Regions from separate parts of the Homo sapiens genome. Here region 2 is linked to region 1. A link is a contact called in ENCODE Hi-C or POLR2A ChIA-PET data. All regions are on one chromosome and are shown on one strand. Each heading gives the region's core, a stretch centred on a gene start or an enhancer-like site at or near the end of the contact. The rest is flanking DNA. Distances are from core to core; before and after follow the strand shown. Region 1 holds the start of LINC00597 (long intergenic non-protein coding RNA 597). Region 2 overlaps PEAK1 (pseudopodium enriched atypical kinase 1).

Region 1 (6,502 bases), core at 1,963-4,462:
AAAAAATGAAAACATACATTTAACCTTTTTCTTTCATAGAAAACAAATCACAAAATTTGTTTCTCCTTCTTTCTCTCTTCTTGTTTGCTGCCTTACAAATGAAATGCCTCACACTGAGAAAATTAAACAGTTTTTAATGCTTGTTTCATTCCACTCAGTGACAAGGATGTTTGTTATTAACTATTAAATGCCTACTATAATGCAGACAGTATACTATCCAAGTGTTTCATATATATTACTGCTAATCACTAATTATCCCAATGATCTTATGCATTTTACAGACTAAGGAATTTTCATTTTATTTTGATTTTATAGACTAAGGAATTGAGAGTCAAATAAATTAAGTAACTTGACCAAGGTCACACAGGTTCTACTGCAGAATCCACACTCCTTTCACATAATGATAGTTAAGTGGGAAAATCTCTGTTAATCAACTGGTCTTGGTGATTGATTTTTCTTGCAAGCAGAAACAATGAAAGGCTCTTCTGGGTCCCTTCACTATAGCCCTCTGGACAAACTCCAGACAAAGCCTGCTGGAACTCCAGAGAAAGCATGGAGCTCCCACTAATAAAAGGGCATGTCTTCCAGAGGCTATTTTCTTTGCCATAGAAAGCATAGCATTATGAAATAGTTCAAAATGGCAAAATAAAGCGCAAACAGATTTAATCTTACAGGCAAAAAGTCAAACAGAGTAAGAAGACAGGTGACACAGGTAACAAGGACAACTCTTTAGACTTCTGCCACTCAAAATACAGTCCACGAACTAGCAGCATTGGTAATACCTGCGAGCTTGTTAGAAATGCAGTGTCTCAGGCCCCACTCCAGATTTAGAATCAGTCCATGCTTTAGTATGTATATGAAAATTTGAGAAGCAATAATTTTAATTATAATTAAGTCACTAGTGACTAAATGACGGCCAAAACTGGTCTAAAGAGCTAGAAATTAGCCTATAGCCAACAAAGCTTCCAGAAACAAGATATTCTAATGCATTTCCCTCATTTGATTAATACTGTAAATTGTGAATTCACTTGCTAAGAGCCCTTTTGAAGCAAACTTGGAAGTCAGTATTCTATTATTTCAGTTCTACCTGGTAAGAACTTAGTTTCATTTGCACCTTTCACTCACTCACTCATAGCTTCCACCCAAGTACAAGCAAAGCAGCAGCACATGTTTAGTAGAGTTTTACCTTAGAGTAATCAGAGCCAAGATATGTTTTGTGGGGATAAAATGCATTTGTAAGCAAGAGCTGTCTTCATCAAAATTCAAGGTTTTCCACATGATTTAACTATCATAGCAAGCAATCTGGATATTACCCCACAAAACACATTTGTGTGTGTGTCGACAGTAGTCTCTAATACTGTGGCTAGTGGAAAGGAGTTATGGATTATTTTGTCAAGACAAAAGGTCTTGTAAAAATAACTTACTTCTCTTAAATAGCAAGCCAATACTCAAACTATTAGACTAGTGGGAAGAATGGTAATGCATTTGACCATAGAGAGAATACTTAATTAAATCTGCTAAGTGATTGATGATACTACCACTGTCCTGTTATATAAACTAAAACATCAAATCACTGTTGGATCCCTCTCTTCACTGAAAACAGTAGCTCTGCCAGATAGTTAAAAACAATTTCTGGAAATATCTGACCAGATGATGAGTTAATTTTGAAGGAAACCAATAGCCTCATTTGAGAGATTTTTTTTTTTTTTTTTTTTTTTACTTATTTATTGCTTACATCTGTTAGGTTTAGAAAACACTCATATGGAACAACAATGAAGACTGCTGTCAAAATCTGTCCCTTTGGTTATATTTTAAGAGAATCCTCTTTTAAACAAATTTTATTCATTTTCTTACTTTTTTGGACAGGGTTATTCTTTATCTCTCATAATAATTTAAAATATCTGAATCAAAATCCTCAAAATGTTTACAAAATAAGTAGTAGTTTTTTTTTTTCTACTTTAAGAATCTAACCAAAGGAAAACAAATTCAGACCAAAAGACTGAGATATTTTCTGGTTTCTAATTAGACTCTTCTACTTTATAACCTTGTAAACTAACATTCTTAACATTCCATAACAAAAAGGGCTGAAAAAAGGTTGGTTCACACAGATACTATCATAATGCAGGAAAAGGATTTGTGTTAGAATTCAATGTTCACATTAAATAAAATTTTCTTAATTATCTGGTTTTTACTAATACACTGTTCTTTTGTCTGATGGTGCCTTTCTTTCTGTGCTTTCTTTTCTCTTGCACTGACTGTCAACCTTGCTTAGAAGAGGGCTGATTTGTCTCTGACTTATCAGATGGTTAAAGTCTGCCTTATTTGAGTAAGCTCTTTAAAAATGCTGTTTTAGAAAGGTCAATTAGTTCTAAACAAAGATATTCAGTTCAGTAAGCAACTCCTATAGAGACACTTCCTACAGAGATAAGCCAATATTTCCTGTTGTGCTCTAGTGTACAAAGGGGCAAAGGAAGCTGTAAGTGAATGCACACTGTATCAGCTGGAGTCCCCAGAATTTATAATTTCTCACAGCACTTACGGGAGATTTCCACTGAGCTCCTACACCAGCATTTTCTAGAATTTTGCTGAATTATTTCATTTGTATGGAGAGAGGTGTTTCAAAATACATCCAATCTATCATGAAATCTGGATGATTTTTTTTCTCTGTGGTGATTTTTGGTTTTGCCCATCTCTTTCCATTTCCACAGCTGCACCTTTCACGTCTAGTTTGTTCTGGTGGTCTCCTATCTAATGTCTTTGCCTCTAGGTCCTCCCACTCCATCCATATGCAATCACAAATACAATGTTCCTCAATTAATTTCATCATGTGACTTGCTTGTTCAAAAATTTTAAGTAGCTCCCTATTTTTCAGCATATCAAACCCACATTTCTTAGCTTAGGTTTCAAAATCCTCCACATTTCAAATCAATGGTTATTTTGCAGAGAAGAAAACGGAGGCACTTTGAAGTAACTTGCCCAGGGTTACATAGTTAGAGGAATTGAGATCTCAGCTCAGGCAATCTCATTTCAGAGTTTAGGCTTTCAAGTATCACACTACATTATTCCTGTTAAGAGTCTGGTGTGTAACTGTTATGTTGCAATTGCATTGTATTTGTCTCCAGATATTTCCCCAACCACATTATTCTGAGACAGTACATTTCATTTGTATGTTCACACAAAACCTATATATAGCAGACAATTTATTTCATTAACTGGTGCTATACTAGAATAGTTTTTCAGATAAACCATAATGCCAAGCTTGCAACTGCTTGGAGTCAAAGATCGATAAAGATATAGGTGGTTAAAACTGTTTCCATCTATTTATATCCTCATCTGCTGCAGTTTCTGCTTAAAAATAGTTGTGACATGAAATTTTCCTATAAGGTGTTCTGGTCCAGAAGTAAGCAATGGTGAAATCTGAGCAAGACTTTCTACAGATGTGTGTGTGTGTGTGTGTGTGTGTGTGTGTATAATTTATATATATATATATATATATATATATATATGACAATTCTAGAAAGAAGTAGAAAGGGTACACCAAGCATGAAGTTATGTAATCTCTAACACTCGTAATGTTTACATTTGAAATAGTTAATATACTCTCTGTTTTTCAATATATGACGAAACACACAGTCATAAAGAAATGGCCCCTTCACTGAGAAGATATTGTGAATGTGTATTTCATAAGAGAATGCAGCTAGCCATAGTCTTGTTAAATGCTAGGCAAAGTTCATGTAAATGAAATGTTTATGCTGAGCATTACGCTCTAAGTATTTAATCGATCCTTAACCAAGAAAAAAAAATCAATGCTTTCTTTTTAATTCTGTCAGTCACAGCAACTGAAAATAAAGGGATATATATATATATATATATATATATATATATATATATATATATTACACACACATACACACATATATATGTGTGTAATGTAATACAGACAGGAAAGACCATTACCAGGAAACAGAACAATAGTTCTCTTTTCTCTTGTGGCTTTTTGCATTACATTATCAGTTAAACATTCTAAAGATATTTCAAGAAAAAAAAAAAACCCTGTCTTTGATATTTGATCTGAGATGTTTGAAAAGAAAATCTGAAACATTATCATTTACAAATCCAGACACTGACAACATAAACATATAAAGATGAAGTTGCCATGATAACGAATTAGGTATTCATATGTTTCACTGACAAAAATCCATTGTTCTATGGTTTTGCAACTAGTAAGTTTATGTCCCAAGTTCATGATATACCAGTATATCTGTTCTTAACATAAGACAATGAATAACTTTGTAACAGGGTCCAGAAATAATTAGCCACTCCAGAGAGTGTTGTGGAATTTGAAAACCGAGATGCCATGTATTTTCTCTGACACTATTTTCTGAATAGTCCAAATAAAAACTTGGAGGAAAGTTCAAAGCCCAAAATAAATCTGTCTCACGAAAAGATAGCTTGAGAAGTTCTGCATACTCTTCTGGATGCAGAAAAGAGCTACTGTGAGAAACACCTCACTCTTCATAAGTCAAGATGAAAACTGAGGATAATGTCATGCTACCAGAATAACAATAGTTACCACTTAACATATGCCAGGCACTTTTTATCTACTGTTTCCTTTAATCCCTCTACTTCCTTATAACGTATTACCACCCCTATTTTATAGACAAGGAAACTGAAGTTCAGAGAGATTTCGTGATTTGCTCATAGACCTAGGACTGGATCATACACTTAGATCATGGTATGTCTGAACTCTGGACTTAGATCTATCTAGCTCCAGAGTCTACAATTCTATTTTACTATATGGCAGTTGTCCTCAACCTTTAGTGCCTGTCACAATCATCTGTAATCTTTATTAAAATACAGATGCATGAGTTGCATTCCCATAGATCCTAAGCCAGCAGGTCTGAGAGGGGGCTCAAACATCTGAAACAGTTCAGGTACTTCTGATGTATATCAAAGGAAGAGAACTTGTATTTATTACTAGACTGGAAAAACAAAAATGGCAATCTAGAATAAGTTTATCATTTTGTAATTACTTGTTTTTCAGCAAATTTACCATTCTTATTACATATTTTGTAGGCATCCATTAAATCATCCCATTTTCTAATACATGATATCCCTAAACAAATAAGGGGGGTGGAGTAGTATAAGTAACACAGAGGCACATTGACTATAGTAGGAAGATCAAACAGGGGCTGATGGTTTTCTACCCATAATATGAAAATGAACAACATACAGACAGGAAAAGTAGAAGTAAGAGCAATATTGCTCTAATATATTAATATAGCACATACTTAGGATTAGACCAAGAAGAATAAAACCAAATAAATATACAGAAAACAACAATTTAGAAGAGTTCTGGGCTTAATCTTCAGAAGTTTACAATTTATAGAAATGAGATTTAAACACTTTAGATACAACCATCTCCAAAATGTTTTATGCTGTTTTGCTGCAGAGAATAAATAAGAAAAAAGTCCTATGATTTAATAATTTTTCTAGTAAATATATTTTTCTCTTAAGAAAATGAGGCTGGGCACAGTTGCTCATGCCTGTAATCCCAGCACTATGGGAGGCTAAGGCAAGAGGATAACTTGATCCCAGGAGTTCAAGACCTTCCTGGACAATATAGCAAGGCTCCAGGTCAACTAAAAAAAAAAAATTAGCCTGGTATGGTGGTGCTCACCTATAGTTTCAGCTACTTGGGAGGCTACTCAAGAGAATCACTTGAGCCCAGGGGTTCAAGGTTGCAGTGAGGTATGATCACATCACTGCGCTCCAGCCTGGGAGATACAGTGAGACACTGTCTCAAAAAAGAAAAAAGAAAAGAAGCTAATATTCTACATATATATTTTATCTATTCATAAATATTTGTTGGACACTTACAACATATAAGGTATTTTACTACTTTTTTATTATTTCTATTTTTTATTTATTATTATTATTATACTATAAGTTTTAGGGTACATGTGCACAACGTGCAGGTTTGTTACATATGTTTACATGTGCCATGTTGGTGTGCTGCACCCATTAACTCATCATTTAGTTACTTCTAATCTTTTACCAGTTGCATTATAATACCACGATTCTCATGTTCTAACATTTATGAACATGTACTTTCGAGTGGGCTCACAAAAATTATAGGGTGGCTAGCAGGCCTGTTCTGGGTCCCTATGGGTCATCAAAGATATGAGTTGACAATAAAATCAAGTTAGATAATTTGCTTTGGCCTGGAACTTGTGCAGAGCTTCTGATGCAGGACTTCATTTAATAAAGTTTGACCTGCAAGGGCCCTTAATGTTGCCTGGTCCACAGTCCTCATCAAACAGATGAAGATATTAAGGTGTAAAGAGAGAGAACAACTGGATTAAAATATCACACCTTTGCCCAGAACTTGCTGCTCTTTCACAGTCTAGCACAAACCCTGAGAGGATGGGTAGGTCCCAGGCAGGGCCCAATTATGACTTTTATGGGCTTTTGATACTTGTCTTTTTGGTGCTTTCCCCAT
Region 2 (6,502 bases), core at 2,574-5,073, 37 kb before region 1:
TATAATTTACAATATTTATAATATTGTAGTAAATAAAATTTATAATATTGTAAATATAATTAGCCACATGGAAGTGCAAATTAAAACTACAATGTGCTACCACTACACATTTATTAGAATGGTTAAAATAAAATTAAAACAAAAACAACTGATGCTAGCGAGGATGTGAAGCAATTGAAACTCATATATTGCTGGTGGGAATGTAAATGGTTCAGGTATTCTGAAAAACAGTTTTGCAGTTTCTTATAGAGTTAATCATAAACTTACCTTGGAGCCCAGCAATCCCACTCCTAGGTATTTACCCAAGATAAATAAAAACTTTTGTTTACACTAAAACCAATACACAAAGGTTTACAGCCAAAAGCTGGAAACAATCTAAATGTTAGGTGGCAGTGGTTACATAACTGCATACATTTGTCAAAACTCACAGAACCGGCAGGTAGGCTGGGCGCGGTAGCTCATGCCTGTAATCCCAGCACTGTGGGAGGCTGAGGCGGGTGGATCACTTGAGGCCAGGAGTTTGAGACTAGCCTGGCCAACATGGTGAAATCCTGTCTCTACCAAAAATACAAAAATTAGCCAGGCATGGTGGTGTATGCCCGTAATCTTAGCTACTCAGGAGGCTGAGGCATGAGAATTGCTTGAACCTGGGTGGCGGAGGTTGCAGTGAGCCGAGGTTGCATTGTGCCACTGCACCACAGTCTAAGACAAACAAACAACTCATAGAACTACGCACTTAAAAAAAGTGAATTTTACTACATGTAAATTTACCTTCAATAAACCTGACTTTAAAAAGACAGCTCTGCTGCTATGTAGAAAATGGACTCGGGAAGAACAGGACAGGAGGCTTAAAAGACTGACATAGGCAAACTAAGATCTGATGAGGATCTGGATTAGGATGTGGTGTCAGGGAAGGCAGAGAAAGATGCAGGAATGACTGGATTTTGAAGAGTAAAAAGTATTGAGGTTTTAGGTTTATGTATTCAAATGATTATGGAGCCATTTACTGAGATGACAACATTGGAGGAGGTGCAACTTTTGAAGGGAAGACTATGAGTCCATATTTTGTCACCCTGCATACAAGACAGTATATGAATTTAGGAGTCTGAAACATGGATGAGAATTCTGTGGTTCTCCTCTGCTTAGGAATTACTAGTATAGAGATATTTAGGCCGAAAAGAAAATAGTGAGCTGAGGAGGTGGCCTTGGTGGGTGAACCAGGGAGAAGGGGCTACTTCCTCTCCCCTAACTGAAAACTAACAGCCAAGGTGTGATGACACAGAAGCCAGATGAGGAAATGTCATGAAGGAGAAAGACAATAACTATTTCAAATGCTGCTGAGAGGTAACGGAAAATGAGGACTTACATACATGCCCATTGGACTTGGCAACATGAGCTCATCTGTGACCTTAGCATGAACTATTTGGTTCAGTGGTGGGGATGGAAACCAGACTGCAGTGAGTTGAAGAGTGAGATAATAGAGCAATGGTAGATAACTTTTGGAGAAGAGTAGGCAGGAAGGAGAAGCAAGAAGGAGCTAGGAGGATGGGGGTCCAGAAAGGATTTCCTTATTTTAAGATGGGAAAACCTAGATAATGTTGAATGGTAATATTGGGGAAAGATACAGGCCAGGGTGAGAGGCTGAAAAAACAGGAAAGAGGAAAGAATCACAATACTTAGAATGTTAAAACTGTGCAGGTTTCTAATTCAACTGTGTTTTATGGACAAAGGAATCGAAGCCTAGAAGAGACAGTGACTTTCCTAAGGACACACAGTAAATAAGAAAGACCCAGAACTGGGACTCAAGGCTACAACTACCTACAATATGTTTTGTTTTTACCTTTTTTGGTAGATGTTTTTTTCTTTTGTTGTATATGCTCACTGTGGAAACTCAGAAAAGCATAAAGAAAATAGAAACCATATGTAAACTTATTATTCAGAAGTAACTTTTATTAACAGTTTGGGGGCAGTTCCTGTCAGTCACCAAGAATTTAAATTAAAAAATTCCCTGTGTACTTAGCACTATGCAGCACTGAATACAAAAAAGAATAAGGCATCTTGGCATAATATCTTGTTAACCAAGTTAAACAGACTCTGATAAGAGTGGGATTAAGTTTTCTCTTTGTAAGTAGTACAATATATTTGCTTTTTCAAAGACTAGTAGATAATAGTAAAAATAATTCCCCACTTTGAGTAAAAGTAAGTTAATTCAGTCAAAAGATGGCTAAGCTGATTAACAGCTATCACTTATCAACAGAATAGCCAAATGAGACTCACCAGGAACACCATTTGCTTATGTCAGTGTTGTGTGCACTAGGAACCCATGTTGCATATGACATTCGTTTACAAGTTTGTGTCCATCTGTATTCATCTGGTTTAAAACCGAGACACTTATACATATGTAACAAACCTGCACATTGTGCACATGTACCCTAAAACTTAAAGTATAATAATAAAAAACAAAAAACAAAAAAACCGAGACATGAACCAGGCAAACACCTTTAGCAAGCACCAGATGGAGCTGCTGTCTAAGCCACAAAACCTTAACCACGAGGGCTTCATTTTAAACACTAATTATATTTGGAGACAAAGAGGTGCACTTAAAGACACTGTCAAAACTATTTTAACCTACAACAGTCTCATAGAGGGGGAATCTGTACCAGATGCAGGTCTGTCCAAAGAGCAATCCTTGGGTTTTACAGCCTTTGTGAAATGACTTCAGTGGCAATCAATAACTAGCAGCTTTCCCTGCTCAACACCAACGCTCCCCAAATGGGAAACTCCAGTCTCCAAAGTTATGCTTGAGAAATAAGAAATGTGTCTCCTGAGGCACTTACACAAGGAAATAAAACAGTCTATCCTGGTGTCTTCTATTTATTTGCCAGAACAGGTCTGATACAGAGCACCCAAATGGAATGTTTGATAAGAAAAGCTCATTTACCTCCACATTCCTTATAATCTCAAAGCAAATCTTCTAGATGAAATAGTCTATGGGAGAGTTTAATGGCTGAAGCTGCCCCTAGGAGGTAGCCAGGATTCCATGATCTAAAATCCTATTTCATATTTGACAGTTTTCAGGACCAAAGCCCTTCAGGCTATAGATTAAGCTATTCAAGAGTGGCCTATTTCACTTCAAGTCATGACAGCTTTTTAAGAACCTATTACTGTTTTTTATTCTCTCTACTGCCATACAATGACAATAATTAGTTTGCTTCTAGTCCAACAGTTTCAGGCAGATTTGATACCAAAAAAAAACCCCACAAAAATACAAAAAAACAACAAACAAATCCACAATGGATTTCAATCTTGAAATAAACTGGCCAGCAGAAAGAGCTGGAGCTCCTCAAGCTGGATTCAATTTCCATTAGTGAAGAAAAGGAAAGTGTGTAGGTGGGAGATTAAACACCATATATACAGCATTTCCTAAAGGCACCCAAGGAGAATCTGTTAATAATAAAGGAGGATGGAGAATGAACTGCTAAGCTCCTCCAATTCTGTGACTCCCGAAGCCCACCATCTCTCTCCATAAAATCTGTCACATTGCCATGGAGGCAGAGTCAAGAATCCTCACTGCTGTACGTGGGCTTTTAAGGACACTCTCAGTGAGGATCTATTGCCTATATGTCATCCCACATATTAGTCCATCTCCAGGATGCTAGGGAACAATTTACAAGTCAAGGTTCTCACTAGGCTTTTGTTAAAGAACATGTGGGTCACTTAAAAAAAAGGAAAGGAAAATGTGACAACCATACCCACGTCACTGTTCCCAACCTTTCCTTCTTCCACAGTGAAAAATGCTGACCTGACACCTCAACCAGCTGCCAAACTCTTCAGTATATGACTAAAAGGGTGGGGAGAGGAAGTGAAAGCAAAGCTGCAGGAAGAAGTTTTGCAGAAGATAAAACACAGCTTAAATTTGGTACACAAATGGAAATTCCATGAGTAAAAGGGACTTTCTTGAGATCTGACTGAAAAAAAAAATTATCATTCCTTGCTATCACAAGAACATGAGGTTCTCCTATCTAAAGAAGAAACCAAAGTAAAATCTGCTTAATTTTGGAAACTTAATGAAATCTCCAGAAGCCCATCCAGTTCCAATTGTTCTAACCACAACAGTTTTTCTAACAGTTCACTGCTCCTGTCACATGGTAGTCATCTCAGGATAAGAATCATGTAACAACAAATGCACCCCTGCAAAGCAGCACCGCTCAGTTCCAACTAATTTTTAAATTCAAACTCTTTGACGAATCAGTTAACTACTACTAATAATAATTATTATAAACTTGGTAATAACTAGTTATAAGATTAGAAGTTCCAAAATGTTCCCTGAAACCACTTTAGACCCCTATTTAAGAAGGTATACATCAGAGAAGAAGTTAAAGTATTATCTAATAACAGCCAAGACTCCATAGTCTTTTATAGTTTTATTTTATTCACAAGCTTTTTCTTCTGCTTGGAATGTATTTCCTCTAATGCTGTTCCATTTGTTGAAACCCTATTTATCCTTCAAGATGCAGTTTAAATTTTACCTCTGTGATGAAGTTTTGCCTAACTCGATTATACCACATTGTTTTGTAATTATGTAAGTCCCCAGAAGGCAGGTCTAAGTGTTTTTCCTCTCTATATCTCTTGAATTGTTTGGAATACATTGGATACTAAATAAATGTTTTCACTCAAGAATAATTCTAGTTAGCATTTACTACTAAGTACCAGGCCCTTTACCCATAAAAACTCATAATTCGGCCAGGTGCGGTGGCTCAAGCCTGTAATCCCAACACTACATTTTGGGAGGCCAAGGCGGGCAGATCACCTGAAGTCAGGAGTTTGAGACCAGCCTGGCCAACATGGTGAAACTCTGTCCATACTAAAAATACAAAAATTAGCCAGGCGTGGTGGTGCGCGCCTGTAGTCCCAGCTACTCAGAAAGCTGAGGCAGGAGAATCACTTGAACCTGGGAGGGGGAGGTTGCAGTGAGCCGAGATCGCGCCACTGCACTCCAGCCTAGGCAACAGAGCGAGACTCTATCTCAAAAAAACAAAACAAAACAAACACCTCATAATTCTCACAAAACTCTATGATAGACATACTATTATTTGCCCTACTTTACTGATGAAGAAACTGAAACTTGCCCAAGGTCACATAGCTAGTAAATGGCAGAGCCAGGATGAATGCATGCATGCACGTATGCATGCATAAATGGTATAGCTTCATGGCATCTGGAGGCTGCTTTAAACATAAACATGGCAGTGTCTGAAAGACAGTCCACACAGCAGCAGCAGCAGCAGCAGCACTGTCCACCATAGTGGAATTCCACCATGAATGAAGAAGTGTAAGAAATAGGCACACCCACACCTTCCCCTCCTCAGCTCTAAGATGATCAGTCCAGGTGCTCACTGCAGAATAAGCCAGAAGGAAACAAACAGGCATAAACTTAGCTAGTAGGCTGTCTCAAAGTTGTGTTTTTTGTGTTTCAGAGTGTTGAGGAAGTAATATTACGAGGCAAATTAAGCATGATCTTTCATCCAGCTCTCCAAGTCAGGAACCACTCTGATTTGGAGGGGCCACTGAAGTGGCTGGTTGAGAGTGAGTTGGTGAGATGTTGCTATCAGTCACCTTGCTCTGTTCCTCTTCTCCATTGCCCTCAACCTCAGAGCCAACTGCCAAGTGAAGAAAGCTGGACTGCAGGCTAAATTAGGGAGTCACAGCTGATTGAGATGTGAGAAGACAGGGAATAAGAAAGAGACTAAATAAGGGCAGAGCAAAATTCAAATAAGAGAAGGTGGGAAAAAGGAAATTGGGAAGGAAGGAGAAATAAGAAAATAGTTAATGATTCTAAGAAAAATCCTGCTTGAATGTTTATAGCCACATAATCAGAGTGAGCAATGTCATTTTCTACCACTCTTCACTCATTTTTGGAGGCTTTATTGTCTTGTGTTACTTTATGTTTGGCAGGAGGCATTATTTTTCCAATTAAAAGAAATTTTACCTTTCCCAGCTATAGAAAAGAGTGAACAATACATACTGTAAAACATTTATAATTTAGACTTTTAAAGGGAAAAAGTACTTCTAAATTAATGAAAGTCTGAATTACACAATACTTTGAAGAAGTATAGATTTATTGCTTTTGAGGAAATACCATAATAAACTAGTCTTTCCTAGTGCAGATATTTGGACCTGTTCTAATAAATAAGTTGGAATTATTTTCTTAATGGTTGTAAATACATAACTTAAAATGCAGTCAAAGAATACTTCTCACACTGGAATCTGGGATGTGTTTTCAAGGGTCTATGAGTTCTCCAAAAGAGCTGAATATTAAACTGAAAGTAAAGTTTACATCTAAAATAAACTAATGTAAACACAGGCAGGATCATTGCAATGGCCATATTAACTAAGCACAGCAATATAATTTCCAGGACTACAAATACCTTTCTGTTTCTAATATGAGCTGACACCAAGCACACTACTTTAACTGTAAGAAATAATGAGAAAAGAAAGGCTCACT

What was found. Hi-C counts contacts between places; a loop is a spot of excess contacts on that map. ChIA-PET counts read pairs that join two places held with the same protein, here RNA polymerase II (POLR2A). Pooled maps may share reads with other maps.
Region 2: a map of endothelial cell of umbilical vein shows a loop between it and region 1 (5-fold over the local background). The contact joins the enhancer-like site here to the promoter of LINC00597 in region 1. A Hi-C loop is called at or near these places in 2 of 168 maps with a recorded cell type or tissue (A673 and endothelial cell of umbilical vein) and 1 of 50 pooled maps. POLR2A ChIA-PET finds 5 or more read pairs at or near these places in 4 of 52 experiments (B cell, IMR-90, OCI-LY7 and 1 more).

The regions. Positions count from the first base shown.
Region 1 is chr15:77,222,192-77,228,693 of GRCh38, forward strand. It overlaps LINC00597 (long intergenic non-protein coding RNA 597), which reads right to left and starts at 3,213. Exons shown (of 1, transcript NR_026813.1): 1 at 1,702-3,213. All of the region lies in intron 6 of PEAK1 (pseudopodium enriched atypical kinase 1), which reads right to left.
Region 2 is chr15:77,184,173-77,190,674 of GRCh38, forward strand. All of the region lies in intron 6 of PEAK1 (pseudopodium enriched atypical kinase 1), which reads right to left. Among named protein-coding and RNA genes, the nearest start is that of LINC00597, 38 kb to the right of the region's middle. RefSeq lists an enhancer at 3,573-3,792. Within about 2 kb of position 3,824, at least 10 of the 41 ENCODE cell types and tissues checked have a DNase peak (open chromatin) inside an H3K27ac peak, as active enhancers do; they include B cell and endothelial cell of umbilical vein, where a contact is called at or near this core.